Regions from separate parts of the Homo sapiens genome. Here region 2 is linked to region 1. A link is an interaction called in ENCODE POLR2A ChIA-PET data of the cell type or tissue named here. Cell type or tissue: HepG2. All regions are shown on one strand. Links, peaks and the distances in the headings refer to the core of each region. The heading gives the core; the rest is flanking DNA.

Region 1 (5,375 bases), core at 298-5,297:
AATTGGCATTTTCTTTCTTTCTTTTTTTTTTTTTTTGAGACGGAGTGTCACTCTGTCCCCCAGGCTGGAGTGCAGTGGCGCAATCTCGGCTCACTGCTAGCTCCACCTCCTGGGTCCATGCCATTCTCCTGCCTCAGCCTCCAGAGTAGCTGGGACTACAGGCGCCTGCCACCATGCCCAGCTAATTTTTTTTGTATTTTTAGTAGAGACGGGGTTTCACCATGTTAGCCAGGATGGTCTCGATCTCCTGACCTTGTGATCTGCGCGACTTGGCCTCCCAAAGTGCTAGGATTACAGGCGTGAGCCACCGCGCCCGGCCTTCAATTTGCATTTTCTAGAGTCCTGGCTTAGAATTCCTGATCTGCTCACTATATACTCCAACTATTCCCCTGTCTATGGAAGTAACTATCTCTCTTCCTTGTCCTCTTTTATCTATCTTTCTTTAATTAATTAATTTTAGAGATGGGGGTCTCACTCTGTTGCCCAGGCTGGAGGGCAGTGGTGCAAACAGCTCAGTGCAGTCTCAAACTCCTGGGCTCAATGATCCGCCATCTCAGGCTCCCAAATAGCTGGGACTGCAGGTGCACTCCACCGCACCCAGCTATTTTTAGCCCGGGGATGGTGGCTCATGTCTGTAATCTTAGCATTTTGCAAGGCCGAGGCGAGTGGATTGCTTGAGCCCAAAAGTTCAAGACCAATCTGGGCAACATGATGAAATCTTGTCTCTGTAAAAAAATATATGCTGGGCGCGGTGGCTCACACCTGTAATCCCAGCACTTTGGGAGGGCGAGGCAGGAGGATCACGAGGTCAGGAGATCGAGATCATCCTGGCTAACACGGTGAAACCCTGTCTCTGCTAAAAATACATAAAAAGTAGCCAGGCATGGTGGTAGGCGCCTGTAGCCCCAGCTACTCGGGAGGCTGAGGCAGGAGAATGGCGTGAACCCAGGAGGTGGAGCTTGCAGTGAGCCAAGATCGCGCCACTGCACTCCAGCCTGGGTGACAAAGCGAGACTCCATTTCAAAAAATAAAATAAAATAAAATAAAAAATAAAAAAAATTAGCCAGGCATGATGGCGCATACCTGTAGTCCCAGCTACTTGGGAGGCTGAGGTGGGAGGATCACCTGAGCTTGAGCCTGGGAGGTTGAGGCTGCAATGAGCTGTGATCATACCACTGCATTCCAGCCTGGGTGACAGATGAAGACTCTGTCTCAAAAAAAAAAAAAAAAAAAGAAAAAGAAAAGGCCAGGCACAGTGGCTCACACTTGTAATCCCAGCACTTTGGGAGGCCGAGGCAGGCGGATCACGAGGTCAGGAGTTCGAGACCAGCGTGGCCAACATAGTGAAATCCCATCTCTACTAAAAATACAAAAATTAGCCGGGTATGGTGACACACGCCTGTAGTCCCAGCTACTCGGGAGGCTGAGGTGGGAGAACTGCTTGAACCCAGGAGGCAGAGGTTGCAGTGACCTGAGACCATGCCATTGCACTCCAGCCTGGGTGACAGAGTGAGACTCTTTCAAAAAAAAAAAAAAAAAGTTTTTTAAAAAAGAGACAGGGTTGCCGGGCGCGGTGGCTCACGCCTGTAATCCCAGCACTTTGGGAGGCTGAGGTGGGAGGATCACGAGGTCAGGAGTTTGAGATCGGCTTGGCCAACACGGTGAAACCCAGTCTCTACTAAAAATACAAAAATTAGCTGGGTGTGGTGGCGGGCACCTGTAATCCTGGCTACTCAAGAGGCTGGGGCAGGAGAATTCCTTGAACTCAGGAGGTGGAGGTTGCAGTGAGCCGAGATCACGCCACTGCACTCCAGCCTGGGTGACAGAGCAAGACTCCGTCTCAGGAAAAAAAAAAAAAAGGGTCTTGCTATGTTGCTCAGGCTGGTCTCGAACTCCTGGCTTCAAGTGATCCTCCTGCCTTCTGAGTAGCTGGGATTACAGGCAGGAGCCACTGTGCCCAGCCCCTTTATCCATCTTTCTGAGTCCCATTTTGACCCTGTTCTCTGTGATATGGGGACCTGAGGTATATATGGGAACATGACATATGGTGAGGTATTGCAGTCCTGGTGTTTTATTTTTTCTTCTTTTACTCAAATGAGGCATCTGGAGGAGAGGGGAAGGGAGGGGCTAGATCCTGGGGCCAGAGAAAGGAGAGACTCCCACCTCCCAGTCGCTGTGTACAGGCCCAGGAAGTGGATGGGCTCACACCACAGCCTGTGGGTTTGTGGGGCCTGCAGAGAGAGGAGCCGGAGGAGATGACGGCAGCCAATCTCAAAAGAAGTGAAATTTACCAGCTTTCCAGCTGCCTATTGGTCAGGTCTGAGCTACCAGAGTGACCCCAGAGGGATGTGGGGGTTGTCGGGACACCTGGGTAAGGAGATTATAGCCTGTGGGAAGCAGGGGTTGGATGGTTTTTGGGGAAGGAGTCAGAGGTAAGTCTGGCGAGGAAACTTTTCCTTTCCTTGAGGGGTCAAGTTCTGGGGAAGAGCTACAGATCAGGAACCCACCTGTCTCAGCAAAGCTGATGATTTCACATTCCTGTTCCCTGTTGTCCTCTAGAAGTGCCCCCTGTGGGACCCCGTGGAGGTGCTGCAGTGCAGTCCTCAAAGCAGCTCTGGACACAGGGCGGTTCAGTGTTGGGCGCTGGGTGAGGTGCAGCTTGTCCAAGATGCTTCTCTTGGCCAGATCAAGAAGCAGCTCCCGCTGGCTCTCCAGTTCCAAGGTGGGCCCCCCACATGCTGGACACTGACCGCCAGCTCTGGGAGTGGCCACTGTGGTTGGAGCCAGGAGGAGAAAGGCCAGAAGCAATGAGGAGGTCATTGCTGGGGAAGGCCCTTCTTGAGCAATACAGACTCAGGGCTCAGGGTCTCAACAGCTGTGGTCTCAACTCTGTCCTGGCTGCCAGAGGCCCTGGAAGAAGTGTGTGTCCAGCTGGCATGGCTCCTTGTTGCAGGGGACAGAGCAGCAGCCAAACGTCTGACTTGAAAATGAAGCCAGTTACAGGTAGAACTTGGCAGAATCTGCCAACGCATAGTCAGTGAAAGTACAGAGTGGGGGATGTGAGGAGAGGTTGGTTTGTTTAGGGAAAGACACGTCCCTGGGCCAATGTTGGGAGACAGTTGTTATCCATGTGAGCTGCCAGGCCTGGGGTTCAAAGGTGAGAGATTAAATTCCTCCTCAGATCTCTACCCTTGCTGGGAATCCTGGGGATGGTGGAAAGGGACAGATCACAGGTTTTGGGAAAGAATGTTAAAGGGAGACTCTCAAACAAGAAGGGGTCATTGGCAAGGCACTTTAGCTCACTGTCACGCATGAACAATTGAGAGTTGCATTCTTTTTTGCCTGGTGTTTCTCAAAGCCCATCCCCATCCCTCCATCCTCCCTCCTGGGGTTCTCAATCCAGCCTTATTTGTTAGCCCTGGTTGAGTTTTGCCCAAGAGGTCTCAAAACTATGAAGTCTGAAGGTTAAGGGAAGGGAGGCACAGTGTTCTAGCCATGTCTTTGATGCTCTCAGAGGGAACTCCTAAGGTGGGGAAAGGGCTTGAGTTCCAGATTTGCTCACCCTTTGGGGTTTTTTTCTGTCTTGGAAAAGAAGTTTTGAGATTCCCTTTTTTTTTTTTTCTTTTGAGATGGCGTCTCACTCTGTCGCCCAGGCTGGAGTGCAGTGGCATAATTTCAGCTCACTGCAACCTCTGCCTCCCGGGTTCTAGCAGTTCTCCTGCCTCAGCCTCCTAAGTAGCTGGGATTACAGGTGCGTGCCACCATGCCTGGTTAATTTTTGTATTTTTAGTAGAGACGGGGTTTCACCATGTTGTTCAGGCTGGTCTTGAACTCCTGACCTTGTGATCCACCCGCCTCGGCCTCCCAACATGCTGGGATTACAGGCGTGAGCCACCGTGCCTGGCCAGGAGTATAGGTTTTAAATCCAGGTATTCTTGGTTGTTGTTCTTCAGTTCTTGCACTTGTCTCAGAAACATTTCAGGCTTTCATTCTGTGTCATGGCACTGAGAAAATAAAACAATTTTAATCTGGGAAATGCAAGTCTTTGAAGATTATCAGGCTCAGAGAGACATTAAAATGAGACAGCAGACCAGGCATGGCGGCTCAAGCCTATAATCCCAGCACTTTAGGAGGCCAAAGCGGGCAAATCATTTGAACTCACGAGTTCAAGACCAGACTGGGCAACATAGCCAGACCCTATCCATACTAAAATAAAAAATAAATAAATAAAATAAAATTTAAAAAAAGCTGGGAGTGGTGGTGTGTTCCTGTAGTCCCAGCTACTCAGGAGGCTGAGACTGGAGGATCATTTGAGCCCAGGAGGTTGAAGGTGCAGTGAGCTGTAATTGTACTGCTGCACACCTGCCTGGGAAATAGAGTGAGAGCCTGTCTCAAAAAAATAAATAAAAAATAAATAAATAAAATGAGAGGGCAATCATGTCCTACTTCCTGCTTTTGAGCTATGTATTCATCTCTTGAAATTGCTTGCTATTGCCACAAGTAACTATAAATTAACATAATAATGCTGCACTGGACACTATAACCTAGATCCTATAGCTTAACAATCTATAGCCAATCACTAATCAATGTTATTTCTGTAAACCAACAAGAATACCCGACAACTTTGTATCAGTCTACTCCCTGTCTCCTTCTTTTTTGCCCTTAAAAATGTGCTTGTAGGCTGGGCGTGATGGCTCACGTCTGTAATTCCAGCACTTTGGGAGGCTGAAGTGGGCAGTTCACTTGAGGTCAGGAGTTCGAGACGAGCCTGGCCAGCATGGTGATACCCCATCTGTACTAAAAATACCAAAGAAAAATAAAAAAATAAATAAAATAAAAATAAGCCGGGCGTGGTGGCACATGCCTGTAGTCCCAGCTACCTGAGAGGCTGAGGCAGGAGAATCACTTGAACCCGGGAGGTGGAGGTTGCAGTGAGCTGAGATCATGCCACTGCACTCCAGCCTGGGCGACAGAGCAAGACTCCGTCTCAAAAAAAATAAAAAAAAATCTGGAACTTTGGTTTCATTATTGTGCCTCAGGTTTCCTCATCTATAAAACAGGTATAATAATAGTACCTATTGTATTGAGGATTTGATACTAACAATAGATGTAGAATGCTACACATTTTATATTGTACTTACATACACATAATACAAATATTAGCTATTATTTCCTACTGGTCATCACTGCCTGGTCTGGAACTCCTGAGCTCAAATGATCCACCTGCCTTGGCCTCCCAAAGTGCTAGGTGTGAGCCACTGCGCCCGGCCAAGACAAAAAGTTTAAATCGTGGTGAAAAGTGGCAGGTTAGATCAGTTCAGTTCAGTTGTATTTTTCTTCCCCCGTTGTTGTTCTCTAGAGGGTTGAGAGAATTT
Region 2 (5,375 bases), core at 93-5,092, 66 kb after region 1:
ACTACAGACTATAGGCTTGGAAGAAGAATGACAAAACCTAAGCACAAGGCAGTTATCTTGAATGATATTTCTTACCTTTTCTGTTTTGCAGGACATCAGAACTGATGTTTCTTTTTTGTTTTCGTTCTATTTTTTTCTGCATCCTGTCTTTCATGAAAATATTTTTCTCTCCCTTGATATCACTGCTTTTTTCTTTTTGATATATGAATACACAGCTACTCCTGTGTTCTTTACTTCTTTAAACAGTTAACCCTTTTATGTTACTGTAGGCAGAAAAAGGGTAGCTGTTAATCATTTAGGCACTGAAGAGGGTAAAACTTTGTTTGCCTGCCCTAGTTTGTTGGGTGTCTCTGAGTTTGTGTGTGTATCTTAAAAAAAAAAAAAAAAAAAAAAAAAAAAAAGTAATGGTATATATTTGGTTCCCATTCTTGGAGTAATGATGAAATATTTTTATATTTTGAACCAGAACAAATTTTGGTCTTCTGTTGCTGCTTCTAATCAGTTCTACTGGCCCAGAAACTGGCATATCACTGCTCAGTGATTTCTTTTATTATCATTCCATTCATTCCCCTGTAACAGTGGCTCTCGGTTGCATAAATCCCATATTTCTCAGCAGCTTATATCATCTTTGCTCACTGACTGCTGTCCTGACATTAGCTTGTTTCTTTGGACTGTGTCAACTAAGTCAAACTAGACTAAATTTACTATTTTTCCCTTGTGCTTTTTCTCCCTTCTTAGTTATCTTGCCCTCTGTATTAGTCCATTTTCACACTGCTATAAACATACTACCTGAGACTGGGTAATTTATCAAAGAAAGAGGTTTATTTTATTTTATTTTTCTTTTGAGATGGAGTTTCGCTCTTGTTGCCCAGGCTGGAGTGCAATGGCGCGATCTTGGCTCACCGCAACCTCCACCTCCCGGGTTCAAGCAATTCTCCTGCCTCAGCCTCCCGAGTAGCTGGGATTACAGGCATGCACCACCATGCCTGGCTAATTTTGTATTTTTAGTAGAGATGGGGTTTTTCCATGTTGGTCAGGCTGGTCTTGAACTCCCGACCTCAGGTGATCCACCCCGCCCCCCCCCCCCGGGCCTCCCAAAGTGCTGTGATTAGAGGCATGAGCCACTGTGCCCAGTAAGGTTTAATTGGCTCACAGGAAGTTCCGCGTGCCTGGGGAGGCCTCAGGAAACTTACTGTCATGGTGGAAAGGGAAGCAGGCATGTATGTCTTCGCGAGTGCAAGCAGGGGAAATTCCAGACGCTTATGTATTAAAACCATCAGATCTTGTGAGAACTCACTCACTAGCATGAGAACAGCGGGGGGAACCGCCCCCGTGATCCAATAAGCCTCCCTCCCTCACACATGTGGGGATTATAATTCAAGATGAGATTTGGGTGGGGACACAGAGCCAAACCATAGCACCCTCTCTTTGCTATTACTCCTTGAAAAAGCCAGTTGAAAATTAACATTTTTTAGGAAACTTTCTATGATTTAGGCTATCAAATTCTTATTAATTTATATGTGCTATTTTGTATTTATTTAACCTTCTGTTTTGAAGGTGCTTATAATTTAAAGCATAGTCCCTGCACTCAAAGAGTTATCTTAGGAGAAACTAAGAAATGAATTGACTTCTTTTTCTTTTATTACTTTGAATTTCTGTTGCTTTTAAATTTCATATATATATTTTTAAATTCCAGATTTCAATAGTAAGGGCAACAGCAAGGATCTTGTTTCCCGTGAAATCTTACGAACTGTTCCTACTGCCCTCATCCATCTTACCATGGGGCAGACTTGTTGGATGATAGGGTAATAGTGTAGGAAAGAGGGATCTTAGGTGTTGGGGATTTTCTGTTTTGTGCCTTTTCGAATGGTAAAAATTCTAAGTATTTATAGTCTTACTTGAAATTACATTTTGGAGACTAAAATGACACAAACTACAAATTGAATGTACAAAAAAAGACATGCTAGATTTCTGAAATAGCCATCCAAGTTTTCGCTGCATAACAAAGTTAGTGCTTATTTATTACTGGCATGCTAGAACGGTGGCTTACTTGAGCTAAAGTCTGTCCCTGATGGCCTGATGATGTAGTTTTACACCCTTAATAAAATTGAGTTCGCATCAGTTTACAATGAAAGTCTTTTAGGTGACTTTCAGAACCAGAATCACATATCATCTGCAGAGCTGTTAACCTCATTTTCCAAATTCCTATGACACTTTTCACAAGAGTTATGTTTGCCCCAGAGATCTTAATTCAGAACTAGGGTCCTTCACCTTTTAAGAGGTGGAGCTACATGTGATTTTCCTGACACTTGAGATCATTTGATGGTGTTAAGATGCTGGGGTAGGGGTTGGAAGTGGGAAATGGGAGAGTGGGGGTAGGTGACAAGAAAGTTCTTGAGTAAAGGCTAGGAGGAAAACTATCTGAGGTTACTTATTTGCCTAATCCTTCTATATTAGAATTAGGAGATGTAAATTAGTCTCCAGATCACTTGTGTTGCCTTCTTAGTCCCACCGTAGCCATGACAGACAAATTCTCAGCCCTCGCCCTGCTGACTGTGTGCAAAGTTAGAGAACAGCCCCCAAATCCACCCCCCACTTTTGGAACTGCAGAGTTTGGGGGGGTCCGCAAGATCACCCTCGGGTTCAATAGTTTACTAGAACGACTCACAGAACTCACTAAAGCTATTATACTTACAGTGAAGGGAGACAGACTAAAATCACCCAAGAGAAGAGATATATGGGCAAAGTCCAGGAGGGTTTCAGATGCTGAGCTTCCAGTTTTCCTTTCCCAGTGGAGTCATGGATAGTGTAACTCCTCCTGTCAGTGGTGTGTGGTAATACACATGGAGTATTGCCAACCAAGGAGGCTACGTAAGCCTTGATGTCGTGAATTTTTACTGGGGCTCCATCACATAGATATAATTGGCCAAGTGGCTGACCTCAGTCTCCAGCCCTTCCTGAGGTTGAGTTGATAGTATGTAACCTAAAGTCCCTACCATAAATCATATTGGTAGACTTATCTGTCATGGCTTAAGTCCCCTAGTAAATCATTATCAAGAGGATATTCAAAGAGTTTAACATTACTTCCTAAGAGCTAAGGGCAAATGCCAGACCTCTCTTTGGGCAAGGTTAAATTCTTTACTACATACCGTGCTAGTTGAAGTGTTAGGCCTAACTAAGAGGAAGGGGAAGGGGACTAGTTTGGAGTTTTTTGAACTAAGAAAATGTATTTTCTGCTTAAAAAGTTAAATATATATATATACACATTGAATTTTTTTTAAAAAGTAGATCCAAGTTGATAGAGCTTCCAGGCACCTGAGAGATGCAAACTCAGATCATCCCTGGTGGAATATACCTCAACCCTGGCTTCAAAGAATTCTTAAAGATAGATTACCAACATATGTGAGCTTATAATAGTAACCAAAAAACCAAAAAAAAAATCACAAAAGAAACACGGTTCTGTGAACCAGCATCAACAGAAACAACTGAATCAGACCCAGAGAAACTTTAGGTATTGGAATTATTGAATATAGAACATAAAATAAATATATTTAATGAAATAGAAAAGTAAATAAAGACCAAGAATAAGAAATGAGAGAATAAAGCAAGACTGGTTGGTTTGTAAAATAAGCAATTAAATTATTTTAGAAATAAAAAAATAATGATTGAAAGAAACTCAGTGGAGGGGAACTTACAGTTCTGGTGATAGCTGCGTAACAGGAAGCTGATTTATGCTGCTGTCTTAAGTGAATAATTGGACAAAGTATATGAAAAAATGTTTTCAGATATTGGACAAAGAGTAGCATAGAACAGTGATTCCTGAGAGAAAAGAAAGAAGTTTGAGCACTATGATTGTCCACCTTTCAGCCTGAAGAAAGTTTCTGGGTTGAAACTAGGGTTGGGAGGGATACACATACAGAGCTGGCAATCTTGAATTGAGGAGACAGAGGTAGGAATCGAGAAGCCAAGGCAGCTGGAATTGTGTGGCAGAATATTTAAGAGGAGAGAGCTTCTTAAGAAAAAGAGAGCTCTGGAAATTTGCAGAGGGTTCCCCTAAACCTACACTGTGTAATACAGTAGCCACTAGCTACATGTGGATATTTACATAAAAATTGAGTTCCTCAGTTACACTAACTACAATTCAAATACTTAGTAGCCCCAGTTTCATCATCACAGAAAGTTCTATTGAACTTTCCTGTCATGGATGCTTTAGCTTTAGTTCACTGGTATGAGGAAACTACTCAAGGCCAGAGAAAGACTTCTGGAAAGGATTAGTTGAGGAATAAAGGGCCATGAGTATTTTTTGTTTCTACTAACCAGAGTAGAAACACTTAACACCTGGGACATTGAGTAGAGTCCTTAGAAGGATATTGCCTCAGTAGTGATACCAAATTAGCTCCAGTGTAAAGGCTGTCAAAGACTAGCCTAATAAAGCATAAAAGCAAGCTTCAGAAGGATCAAACTATTTCTAAGTCACTAAGTCTCAAAACAAAGCCCAGACTGGGCGTGGTGGCTCACACCTGTAATCCCAGCACTTTGGGAGGCAAAGGCGGGCGGATCATGAGGTCAGATCGAGACCATCCTGGGTAACACAGTGAAACCCTGTCTCTACTAAAAATACAAAAAAATTACCTGGGCGTGGTGGCGGGCGCCCGTAGTCCCAGCTACTCAGGAGGCTGAGGCAGCAGAATGGCGTGAACCTGGGAGGCAGAGCTTGCAGTGAGCCAAGATCGCGCCACTGCACTCCAGCCTGGGCAACAGAGCGAGACTCTGTCTCAAAAAAAACAAAACAACAACAGCAAAAAAGCCCAAAATTAGTTAAAGGAATATTTTAAAACTAGAAACCAACAGTGTAAAATTTACATTTGGCATCTGGTCACAAATTATCAGGTATACAAAGCATCAGAGAACACAGTCCGTAATGAGGACAAAAACAGTCAATAGAAATAGACCCAGGAATGATTCAGAGAATGCATGTTAAGTAGAGACATGGAAAATATAAAAATGACCAAAATCTAACTTTTAAAAACGAAAACTGCAGTGTCTGAGATGAGAAATATAGTGCCCAGGATTTACAGCAGATCGGCACAGCAGAAGAAAAATTAGTGAACTTGAAGACATAGCAAATGAAACTTAATGCAAAATGTAATATAGAAAAAAAGGCTGGGTGTACTGGCTCATACCAACACATAATCCCAGCACTTTGGGAAACCAGGATGGGAGGATCACTTGAGCCCAGGAATTCAAGGCTGCAGTGAACCAACGTCACACCACAGCACTCCAGCCTGGGCAACAGAGAGAGAGCCTGTCTCTAAATGAAAACATAGATAGACAAAAAAATAAGTGAAGAGTGTCAGTGAGCAGTGGAACAACAT

The links. ChIA-PET counts read pairs that join two places held together with the same protein. Peaks named below come from ENCODE experiments on the same cell type or tissue, not always from the same donor. Only the 100,000 strongest peaks of a DNase experiment are listed, where the experiment ranks them.
Region 2: POLR2A ChIA-PET joins it to region 1 with 11 read pairs; 6 of 35 experiments call an interaction of 5 or more read pairs at or near these places.

The regions. Positions count from the first base shown.
Region 1 is chr12:57,432,332-57,437,706 of GRCh38, reverse strand. It overlaps INHBC (inhibin subunit beta C), which reads right to left and starts at 2,923. Exons shown (of 2, transcript NM_005538.4): 1 at 2,508-2,923. The coding sequence starts at 2,820. It overlaps R3HDM2-DT (R3HDM2 divergent transcript), which reads right to left. Exons shown (of 2, transcript NR_185976.1): 2 at 3,772-4,004. In HepG2, for the core only: no CTCF peak of the experiment used is centred there; a DNase peak (open chromatin) is centred at 3,106; H3K4me3 peaks cover 1,219 bases.
Region 2 is chr12:57,366,110-57,371,484 of GRCh38, reverse strand. The region is part of intron 2 of R3HDM2 (R3H domain containing 2); the gene reads left to right. Among named protein-coding and RNA genes, the nearest start is that of R3HDM2, 62 kb to the left of the region's middle. In HepG2, for the core only: a CTCF peak has its summit at 2,828; DNase peaks (open chromatin) are centred at 2,924 and 4,174; H3K4me3 peaks cover 612 bases.